Linked DNA regions of Mus musculus: region 2 is linked to region 1. Evidence: chromatin loops called from intact Hi-C (ENCODE). Cell type or tissue: left cerebral cortex. All regions are shown on one strand. Links, peaks and the distances in the headings refer to the core of each region. The heading gives the core; the rest is flanking DNA. Region 1 has its middle 150 kb from the start of Gm46962. Region 2 holds the start of Gm46962 (a long non-coding RNA gene).

Region 1 (5,388 bases), core at 250-5,249:
TTATTTAACCTGGATACTCTCAAACCGCTGTGTAATTTACTTCCTTATTTGATGACTCCTTTGCATAGATCCCTAGAGGCCAGCCCAGCTGCTCATGATTTATAAACCAGGTCTTTGCAGTGAGATATGAAATGCATCACACCAGCATGGGCATCAAAATGGAGTCACAGATTCAGGTCTTTGTATTCGTGTTTCTCTGGTTGTCTGGTGAGACATGTAAAACTTTTATAATATCTTAAAAGTAATTCATTTAAATATCTATTTCCTATAAGAAGCCAATATTAGGCAGACAATGCTATTAGATAAGACATTTTGGATTCTAACATTTGTATCATGAAGTCTTTGTATGTGTAAGTGTATACACATTATCTGTTTCTGTTTGCAGGTGTTGACGGAGACATTGTGATGACCCAGTCTCACAAATTCATGTCCACATCAGTAGGAGACAGGGTCAGCATCACCTGCAAGGCCAGTCAGGATGTGAGTACTGCTGTAGCCTGGTATCAACAGAAACCAGGACAATCTCCTAAACTACTGATTTACTCGGCATCCTACCGGTACACTGGAGTCCCTGATCGCTTCACTGGCAGTGGATCTGGGACGGATTTCACTTTCACCATCAGCAGTGTGCAGGCTGAAGACCTGGCAGTTTATTACTGTCAGCAACATTATAGTACTCCTCCCACAGTGCTTCAGCCTCCTACACAAACCTCCTTGAGAGTTTAAACATCTGTGTACACCACACACAGCTCTGGTTATGCACACTTCTCCATTCAGACTTAGAGGTGCCATGTCTGAAATGCTGACGAAAAAGTTTACAGAGCCCAGTAAAAAATAATGTGTTCAATGCTTCTTATGTCTTTTGGTATAAAACTTTTATACACCAAAATGCAGGGAAAAAACTCCACAGTATTGTTTTTCTATTCCTTCTGCAACATATTCTGTAATAAAAGGCTCTGACTGGATTTGCAGCTCATAGTGACCTTCTGTCCTACTGACATAGCCAGGGAGGATGGAGACTGTGTCATCACAATGTCTGCACAGGCACCTGCAATAATTAATAAGCAGTGAAAATGCATAGATAAAAAACATAGATTATAACAACAGTCGATATTTTTCATTTAAATGTCCTTATCATAATGTCAAAATTTATTATGTAAGAAATATTACACACTGGCACATATTGCAAATTTCTTACCACAAAGATGAAACTTTGAAAAGGTTTTAATACTTTAAATTTCTTACCAGATACCCAGAGCAGAAGAAACATGAGGACCTGGGTCTGTGATTCCATCTTGCTGCCCAGCCTGTCTGATGCTGTTCAGACACAGTGCAAAGGCTTGGTTTATAAATTCTGAGCAGCTGGGCTGGGCTGTTGGAACCCATGCAAAGCAGATAGAAAATACCAAAGCAAGTAATGCCTGGTCAGTGTTCATGAGTGCTTGGAGTCAATCAACAGGCAAAAATGCCATCAAAGAGAGCATAAGAAAACACTGAAAGTGATTGACTTCCTCATCACCAACAGAAATCTACTACAGAAACTAGTAGGTTTGGGTTAAAATCTAAGACATACTTAAATCAGGTGACTTTTGTAGAAATTTTACGAGACCTATCTCAGGTTGACCATTCTAGAAAACATGATAAAATATGCTGAGAAAAATCACAAGGATATAAGAAAAAAAAAAGAGTATGAAAATGTCCTATAAAAGATAGCAATCGGTAGAAAGGGAAAGAGGAAAGTCAAAAAATATTGAAGCTAAATTTGTTCATTGTCTCCAATCTCCAAATCGACTCTTCTAATGAGAATATGAACAGTGCCTCAGACAGTAGGGCCCCAAATTCCAAAATAAACATGTGACAGAGATGTGAGGAGAAGCCCAACTTAGCTCTGTGGAAATCATGTGGGACATGAATTTAAGGCTAGGATCAGTGAATATTTAGTCTCAAAGTAAAAGCAAACCCAACAGAAAGTGACATGTTTCCTACAACTTCAGGGAACTTACACAGGGTTCTAATTTTTGCGGAAATGGTGGAGAATAAAATAAACAAGCTTTCTTTACCTCATCATGCCTGGACACCAGCAACACTGAAAGGGTCTATTCCACAAAGGCATATTTTTAGAGAAGTCTAGAAATTTGCAGGATTAAAACTGGCTAAATATGGTTATGCTCACTCTTCAAAAAGTTCACCAGAAGGGGGCACAGCCACACTAAATCAAATAATGAATTTACAGGGACCAACAGATCATAATATCAGAGATTGTTCACATCTGAAGGGGGGGGAAATGTTTGAGTTTAAAGGAAGATAAGTCACAATAACAGACATGAAACAACCACCTGAATTCAGGTTAGTGAATTATGAAAATATATATGAGATGAATTGTAAATCTAGTATTATGTGTAAAGTACAAGAAACAGAAAAGTAAACAAAATATCATAAAAGAATAAGATTCACATCTGTATCCCAGAACTAGGAACACAGAAGCAGGAGAACAATGAAATTATGGCCAGCCTGTGGTACATAACAAGTTCTAGACCAGTCTAATCTATGCATGGAGTCAAGCTGTCCAAATGTACATCATTCGTCAAATGGTCAAAAGATAGCTCAAGAAAAATGAAGACTGAAGTGTGGACACTATGCCCCTCCTTAGAAGTGGGAACAAAACATCCTCGGAAGGAGTTACAGAGACAAAGTTTGGAGCTGAGATGAAAGAATGGACCATGTAGAGACTGCCATATCCAGGGATCCACCCCATAATCAGCTTCCAAACGCTGACACCATTGCCCCCACAAATCTCAGAGACCAGTCCTTTACATGTATATGGGGCCACAAGATTATGAAGGGCAGACGGTCTGAAAAGTATATGGCCTTGAGAAGAAGGTAAAATAGCCTTTCATAGATGTTACCATAGCATTGAGACTGCTTGATTTGGGAAGTCTGTCAGTAAGTTTCAGGTAAATGCTTAATACAATGAGAACCTATGGGACAATTGTCACCATGAGTTTATGTTTTCACTGGGTATATTTTAGTCAGTGTTGTATTAACACACAAAGAGGAGAAAATGTGGAGACTGTCTATAAGTTCTGCTCCAGGTGAACTTTTATGGTATTTTTCTTGTCATTATCAGAAATAAGTAGAATGATATTCATTATAATGCCTGGAACTGCAAGCCTGTTCAAGAGACTGCATGGGGTGGTCATAAAACCTAAGAAAAAACCTACCATTGTTTGTTTAGCTGCTTTGTTTTTCTTTTATTTGTTTTATCTTGCTTGCTGAATGGGGATGGCATCAAACTGCTTTGTAGATCTGTATATTTAAACCCATAGAATGGTGCTATTCTTAACATTCATCCTAGAAGACTTTTTTCAGTAGATACTGGTTAAGGCAGAGTACAGAATTAGTGAAAGTACAGAAAGTATATGACTGTGAAATTCCTTAAAAGGAATGTTCCCCCATCCCCATTTTAACAAAGCAGAGATAGTCATGGAACAAGAGACAGAAAGAACATAAGATACAAGTATTGTGGTGAATGCTGTGAAATAGCATCTTCTAGACATAACATGGCCATTATTCCTATGAGCAAACTGCCACCGCAGTTATTTGCACAAGATTTGACTCATCACCATTTCATCAAGCAAGGGGAAGGGGTGCATGTGTTCTTACTCTTCGTAGAATATCTGGGTAACAATGGACGCTAGGGAAAGGAGGGGGTTATTCTCTATGTGCTATAATCATATTCCAGAAATAATGTGTACTCATGAAGCATTCATAATTAAATTCAGAAGAAACAACAAAAAAGTCAGCAAATTAGAAGAGGCTATTTTGAGAAGGCTTTACCAGGAGACTGGAAAGGAAAATAAAAGAAAACAGAGGCTAAATGCTCAAACACAATACATACATGCATGTCAAATATAAATTTTCTATATAAATTCTGAAGCATATTGTTTCATATATGCAACTGGTACACTCTAGCAATTTGGTAACATACACAGGGTTGTGTAAAAGAACTCTTGGTTTCCTTACTTGAAGATGTCTGGCACTGGAATCATGTTATCCCCATGGCATGCAGCCAAGCAGCAATTTCAATCTTCTTTAAAATGATTGTCTCCAAGTAGGCCTGTGGTAACCAGTACACAGTTCTCCCAGTCTGCCCCTCCATCTACAACTGGTGAAGATCCTGCTCCTAGAAACCAAAGCTTGCCTGTCTCTCAGGAGGTTCACCCCAACCAGGAACACAGGAGGTCTACCCTAACCAGGAACACTATAGGTATGTTCTAACCAAGGACAAAGGAGGCCCTCCCTAACCAGAGACAGCACTGCTTGCCTCCAAGGAGGCATACTCTAACCCAGGTCACAGAGCTCTACATAGCTCCAGTCAGAGACACTCAGACTAGTTAACACCAGAAAAAAACATATGACCAGAGACAAGCACAAGAACATAAACAACAGAACCCAATACAATCCAGCCTCATCAGAACCCAATTTTCCCACCACAGCAAGCCCTGGATATTCTAACACACCTAAAAAGCAAGATTCTGACCTAAAATCCCATCTCATGAAGATGATAGAGGCCTTTAAAGAGGATATAAATAACTCCATTAAAGAAATACAGCAAAATACAGGCAAAACAGGTAGAAGCCCTTAAAGAAGAAACAAATCCCTTAAAGACATACAAGAAAATACAATCAAGCCAGTGAAGAAATTGAACAAAACTCAAAGACATAAAAATGGAATTAGAAACAATAAAAGAAACCGCAAGGAACCCTGGAGATAGAAAACATAAGAAAGAGGTAGGGAGCTACAGATGGTGGTTGAAAGGTTTTTGTTGTTTATCATTTGCTTAGTATTCTCTTCTTTTCTATACATTTTAAATTTTACTTAATCTTTTTTTATTACACTCCAGATTTTATCCCCCTCTTGGTCCACCCCTCTCACTATTCCCCATCTCATTCCTCCTCCCCAACCCCCCTTTCTCCACAAAGATGTGCCCACCCTCACTAGCCTCTAAACTCTCTAGGGCTTCCAGTCTCTTGAGGGTTAGTTGCATAATCTCTGACTGAACCCAAACCCTGCAGTCCTCTAAGATATATATATATATATATATATATATATATATGTTGTGGGCCTCATATGCTGTCTGGTCGGTGTTGCAATGTCTAAGAGGTCTTGGGGGTCCAGGTTAGTTGAGACTGTTGATCACCCTCCTCCTTAGCTCCTCTCAGCGTTTCTCTAATTTAACCACAGGGGTCAGGAGATTCTGTTCATTGGATGGGTGAAAATATCTACATCTGACTCTTTCAGCTGCTTGCTGGGTCTTTCAGAGGGCAGTCATGATAGGTCCCTTTTGTGACCTTTCCATAGACTCAATAATAGTGTCAGGCCTTGGGA
Region 2 (5,388 bases), core at 213-5,212, 160 kb before region 1:
GATAAGACATTTTGGATTCTAACATTTGTATCATGAAGTCTTTGTATGTGTAAGTGTATACACATTATCTGTTTCTGTTTGCAGGTGTTGACGGAGACATTGTGATGACCCAGTCTCACAAATTCATGTCCACATCAGTAGGAGACAGGGTCAGCATCACCTGCAAGGCCAGTCAGGATGTGAGTACTGCTGTAGCCTGGTATCAACAAAAACCAGGGCAATCTCCTAAACTACTGATTTACTGGGCATCCACCCGGCACACTGGAGTCCCTGATCGCTTCACAGGCAGTGGATCTGGGACAGATTATACTCTCACCATCAGCAGTGTGCAGGCTGAAGACCTGGCACTTTATTACTGTCAGCAACATTATAGCACTCCTCCCACAGTGCTTCAGCCTTCTACATAAACATCCTTGAGAGTTTAAACAGCTGTGTACACCACATACAGCTCTGGTTATGCACACTTCTCCATTCAGCCTTAGAGGTGCCATGTCTGAAATGCTGACGAAAAAGTTTACAGAGCCCAGTAAAAAATAATGTGTTCAATGCTTCTTATGTCTTTTGGTATAAAACTTTTATACACCAAAATGCAGGAAAAAACTCCACAGTATTGTTTTTCTATTCCTTCTGCAACATATTCTGTAATAACCTCAAACCTGTTGACTGAATATAAGGCATACATTTTTTTATAGATCCACACATCTGGTATCTAATGTAAAACCCTATGGGGTGTTGTAGTAATATTGTAAACATAAAGATAATTAAATAAAAGGATTACAAATAAAAGAGTCAGAAAAGAAAAAGAAAAGTCAGGAAAAAAGATGGATAACATTAAGGAAGTAAGAAAACCTCCTAGGAACTAGAAAACACAAGAAAAATGTTTCTATATATTTGTAACAAAAACATAGTTTGCAACATCAGCACAACAGCCCATAGAGCCTTGGGTCTTACATTAGATACCAGATGTGTAGTGTTATGAAAAAATAAATCCCTTATATTCAGTCAATAGCTTTGTGGTTGTTACAGAATATGTTACAGAAAGAATAGAAAAGCAATACAGTGGATTTTTTTCTGCATTTTTGTGTATAGACTTTTTATACCAAAAGACATAAGGAGCATTGAACACATTATTTTTTACTGGGCTCTGTAAACTTTTTCGTCAGCATTTCAGACATGGCACCTCTAAGGCTGAATGGAGAAGAGTGTATAACCAGAGCTGTGTGTGGTGTACACAGCTGTTTAAACTCTCAAGGAGGTTTATGTAGAAGGCTGAAGCACTGTGGGAGGAGTGCTATAATGTTGCTGACAGAAGTAATCTGCCAGGTCTTCAGCCTGCACACTGCTGATGGTAAGAGTGAAATCTGTCCCAGATCCACTGCCTATGAAGCGATCAGGGACCCCAGATTCCCTAGTGGATGCAAAGTATACCAGAAGTTTAGGAGACTGTCCTGGTTTCTGCTGGTACCAGGCCAAATAGTTCTTTTGATTGCTACTATTTAAAAGGCTCTGACTGGACTTGCAGCTCATAGTGACCTTCTGTCCTACTGACATAGCCAGGGAGGATGGAGACTGTGTCATCACAATGTCTGCACAGGCACCTGCAATAATTAATAGGCAGTGAAAATGCATAGATACACAAACATAGATTATAACAACAGTCGATATTTTTCATTTAAATGTCCTTATCATAATGTCAAAAATTTATTATGTAAGAAATATTACACACTGGCACATATTGCAAATTTCTTACCACAAAGATGAAACTTTGAAAAGGTTTTAATACTTTAAATTTCTTACCAGATACCCAGAGCAGAAGAAACATGAGGACCTGGGTCTGTGATTCCATCTTGCTGCCCAGCCTGTCTGATGCTGTTGAGACACAGTGCAAAGGCTTGGTTTATAAATTCTGAGCAGCTGGGCTGGGCTGTTGGAACCCATGCAAAGCAGATAGAAAATATCAAAGCAAATAATGCCTGGTCAGTGTTCATGAGTGCTTGGAGTCAATCAACAGGCAAAAATGCCATCAGAGAGAGCATAAGAAAACACTGAAAGTGATTGGCTTCCTCATCACCAACAGAAATCTACTACAGAAACTAGTAGGTTTGGGTTAAAATCTAAGACATACTTAAATCAGGTGACTTTTGTAGAAATTTTAGGAGACCTATCTCAGGTTGACCATTCTAGAAAACATAATAAGCTGAGAGAAATCACAAGGATATAAGAAAAAACAAAACAAAACAGAGTATGAAAATGTCCTATAAAAGATAGCAATCGGTAGGAAGGGAAAGAGGAAAGTCAAAAAATATTGAAGCTAAATTTGTTCATTGTCTCCAATCTCCAAATCGACTCTTCTAATGAGAATATGAACAGTGCCTCAGACAGTAGGGCCCCAAATTCCAAAATAAACATGTGACAGAGATGTGAGGAGAAGCCCAACTTAGCTCTGTGGAAATCCTGTGGGACATGAATTTAAGCCTAGGATCAGTGAATATTTAGTCTCAAAGTAAAAGCAAACCCCACAGAAAGTAACATGTTTCCTACAACTTCAGGGAACTTACAAGGGGTTCTAATTTTTGCAGAAATGGTGGAGAATAAAATAAACAAGGTTTCTTTACCTCATCATGCCTGGACACCAGCAACACTGAAAGGGTCTATTGCACAAAGGCATATTTTAGAGAATTCTAGAAATTTGCAGGATTAAAGCTGTCTAAATATGGTCATGCTAACTCTTCAAAAAGTTCACCAGAAGGGGGCACAGCCACACTAAATCAAATAATGAATTTACAGGCCCAACAGATCATATCAGAGATTGTTCACATCCAAAGGGGGGGAATGTTTGAGTTTAAAGGAAGATCAGTCACAATAACAGACATGAAATAACAAAATATCATAAAAAAGAATAAGATTCACATCTGTATCCCAGAACTAGGAACATAGAAGCAGGAGAACCATGAGATTATGGCCAGCCTGTGGTACATGACAAGTTCTAGACCAGTCTAATCTATGTATGGAGACAAGCTGTCCAAATGTACATCATTAGTCAAATGGTCAAAAGACATCTCACGATATTTTATATCCAAAGCAAACTGTTCATCTGATATTAATGTGCTAATATTAAGCCAGAACATTATTGAAATCAAATATGCATTTAATAAATATGCATTTTCTTCTATTTTACACTAAATATATAATTTTATATAGCAATTTTTCAGGAATAAAACATTAAGTGATTTGTGATAAGCATGTTCAGATTTCATTTATAAACTGCATAAATGACAACATAATACAGAGATGGTTTGTGGGTTAAGAAAGCAACTAATCTCTGTTTTTTGAAGGCCTGGTAGTCCCTGGATACAGGTATAGCTGGTAGTCTCCTGATGGCAGCAGGTCACTGGGATTGAAGGTAGAGATGTTTTTCCTGAGTGGTAGCTGGCTTGCAGGGAAGCAGGTAGAGCTGGTAGTCATTGATAAATTCAGGCCTCTGGATGTCCCGGGTTGCAACATCCCTCGGGGAATAGAAGCATTGCAGGTAGTCCCTGATGGCTTGCAGGCCTTCCATGATTGCCAGTAGAGGTGTGAACCAGAAGATGGAACACAAAGAGGATAGGGCATACCTCACAGCTGCTTGTTTTGCTGGAGGAAAGGTTTGGTAATTGGCATAAGGGAGCTCACCTGGATGTCCTAGGTGGCAGCAGAAGTCCAGGGAAGCAGGCAGAGCTGTGGGCCAGGACATGAATAAAGTGCAGAGGGGATAGGAGGAACTCACTGCTGGATTTTTCTTACGGGACCAACAGGCAAGGAATTGGTTAAGGAGTCTTACTTGGTGGCCCCTGATGGCTGCAGGCTTCCAGGATGGCAGGTAGAGTTTTGGACCTGAAAATGGAGCACAGTAGGAAAAGTACAGATCTCATAGCTACTAGGCATGCTAGAGGACCCAGGGGATGGGAAAGAGGATAGGGGTAGAGGAGAGCCTAGCATGACTGTCCTCTGAGAGGATCCACCCAGCAGCTGAACAAAACAGATGCAGAGACCAGTAAACAAACATTAGACACAGTTCAGAGTCTTGTGAAAGAATTAGAGGAAGGAAAAAGGGAACCAGAGGCGATCAGGACTCCATAAGAAGACCAACAGAGTCAACTAAACTTGTCCGTTGGGGAGCTCCCAGAGACTGAATAGACATCGAAACAGCACTCATGGGCTGAACCTAGCACCTTCCTAAGCATCCCACACACATATGTAGCAGATGTATAGCTTTGTATTTCTAAGTACCCCAACAACTGCAGCAAGAACTCTCCCTGACTCTGTTGCCTGACTATAAACCCTGTTCCCTTAACTGGTCTGCCTTGTCTGAGCTCATTGAGAGAGGATGTGCCTAGTCCTGTGACTTGATGTGTTATAGTGGCTTGGTACGCAGGGTGTGTTAAGGACCTCCCCTTTCTCAGAGGAGAAAGGGATGGGTATATGGGAGAAGAAGCTGTGTAAGGTGGACTCTGGGAGGTGAGGAGTCTGAGATTGGGATGTAAACTTAATTAATTAATTAATTAATGAACAAAATAGTTCCCAATCACAAACTGAAGAATATACCAGATGAGCAACAATCCCCATCAATGTCTAATAAGATGTCATGTCTTCTCAATCCTCGATAAACTTTATACTTTCCTTTGTGATAGCCCAGTGATCTCAGACTGTGTTCTCATGTCATTTACTGCTGCTCATTCAGATTGGACACATGGAGACAGGGGTCTAACAAATCCAAAGACTCCTGCAGTTAAACATGAGCTTCTCATAATATATAAGGGGAGAGCATAGGGACTTGGAAGGTAAAATTTCCATGTTCTTCTGTGTATAACCACAAAAGCCTGACAACCTTATTTACTGCTTTTCCCACAAATATGTTTTCCACAATATGTCCCAGGGCTTTCAGTTCCTTGGACTGTGGTTCAAAATACACTACAAACCAGCTGACTCAAAATAACACAGATGAATTTCCTCCTTTTCCATTCATCTGTCATGCCTATAGGCCTAGGGGAATTCACTCTGAAATGCAAAATATACTTGTCAATACAAACCTGAATTTGGCTTTGCTGTTGAATTACGTATCTCTTACTCGCTGGATGAATGGCTGTGGCTACCCAATATCTGTGAGAGAAAATAGTAGATATTGGAGGATATTTTTATAATTCAGTTCGGGGCCATGGGTGTGGGGCAAGGAGGGGAGTGGGAGAGAAGCCATGTCCAGCCAGAGTTCCAGTGCTCTGGGCAGGAGGACTTGGAGGACTGCAGCGTGCTTTCCATGTGCCCCGGGTGGATATCTGGCTGTGTTAAACCACTGACCCCATCTCAGTAGGTGGTGGACAAGGAACCACCCTAGCACCAGGTTCTCAGACT

What was found. Hi-C counts contacts between places; a loop is a spot of excess contacts. Peaks named below come from ENCODE experiments on the same cell type or tissue, not always from the same donor. Only the 100,000 strongest peaks of a DNase experiment are listed, where the experiment ranks them.
Region 2: it touches region 1 in a loop (17-fold over the local background); 11 of 42 quality-filtered maps call a loop at or near these places.

The regions. Positions count from the first base shown.
Region 1 is chr6:70,371,311-70,376,698 of GRCm38, forward strand. It overlaps Igk and Igkv6-17. Among named protein-coding and RNA genes, the nearest start is that of Gm46962, 150 kb to the left of the region's middle. In left cerebral cortex, for the core only: no CTCF peak of the experiment used is centred there; DNase peaks (open chromatin) are centred at 675 and 4,040.
Region 2 is chr6:70,215,576-70,220,963 of GRCm38, forward strand. It overlaps Gm46962 (a long non-coding RNA gene), which reads right to left and starts at 5,129. Exons shown (of 3, transcript XR_001785275.1): 1 at 5,070-5,129; 2 at 3,821-3,873; 3 at 3,271-3,717. It also overlaps Igk, Igkv6-25 and Igkv8-24. In left cerebral cortex, for the core only: a CTCF peak has its summit at 2,741 (motif pointing right); no DNase peak of the experiment used is centred there.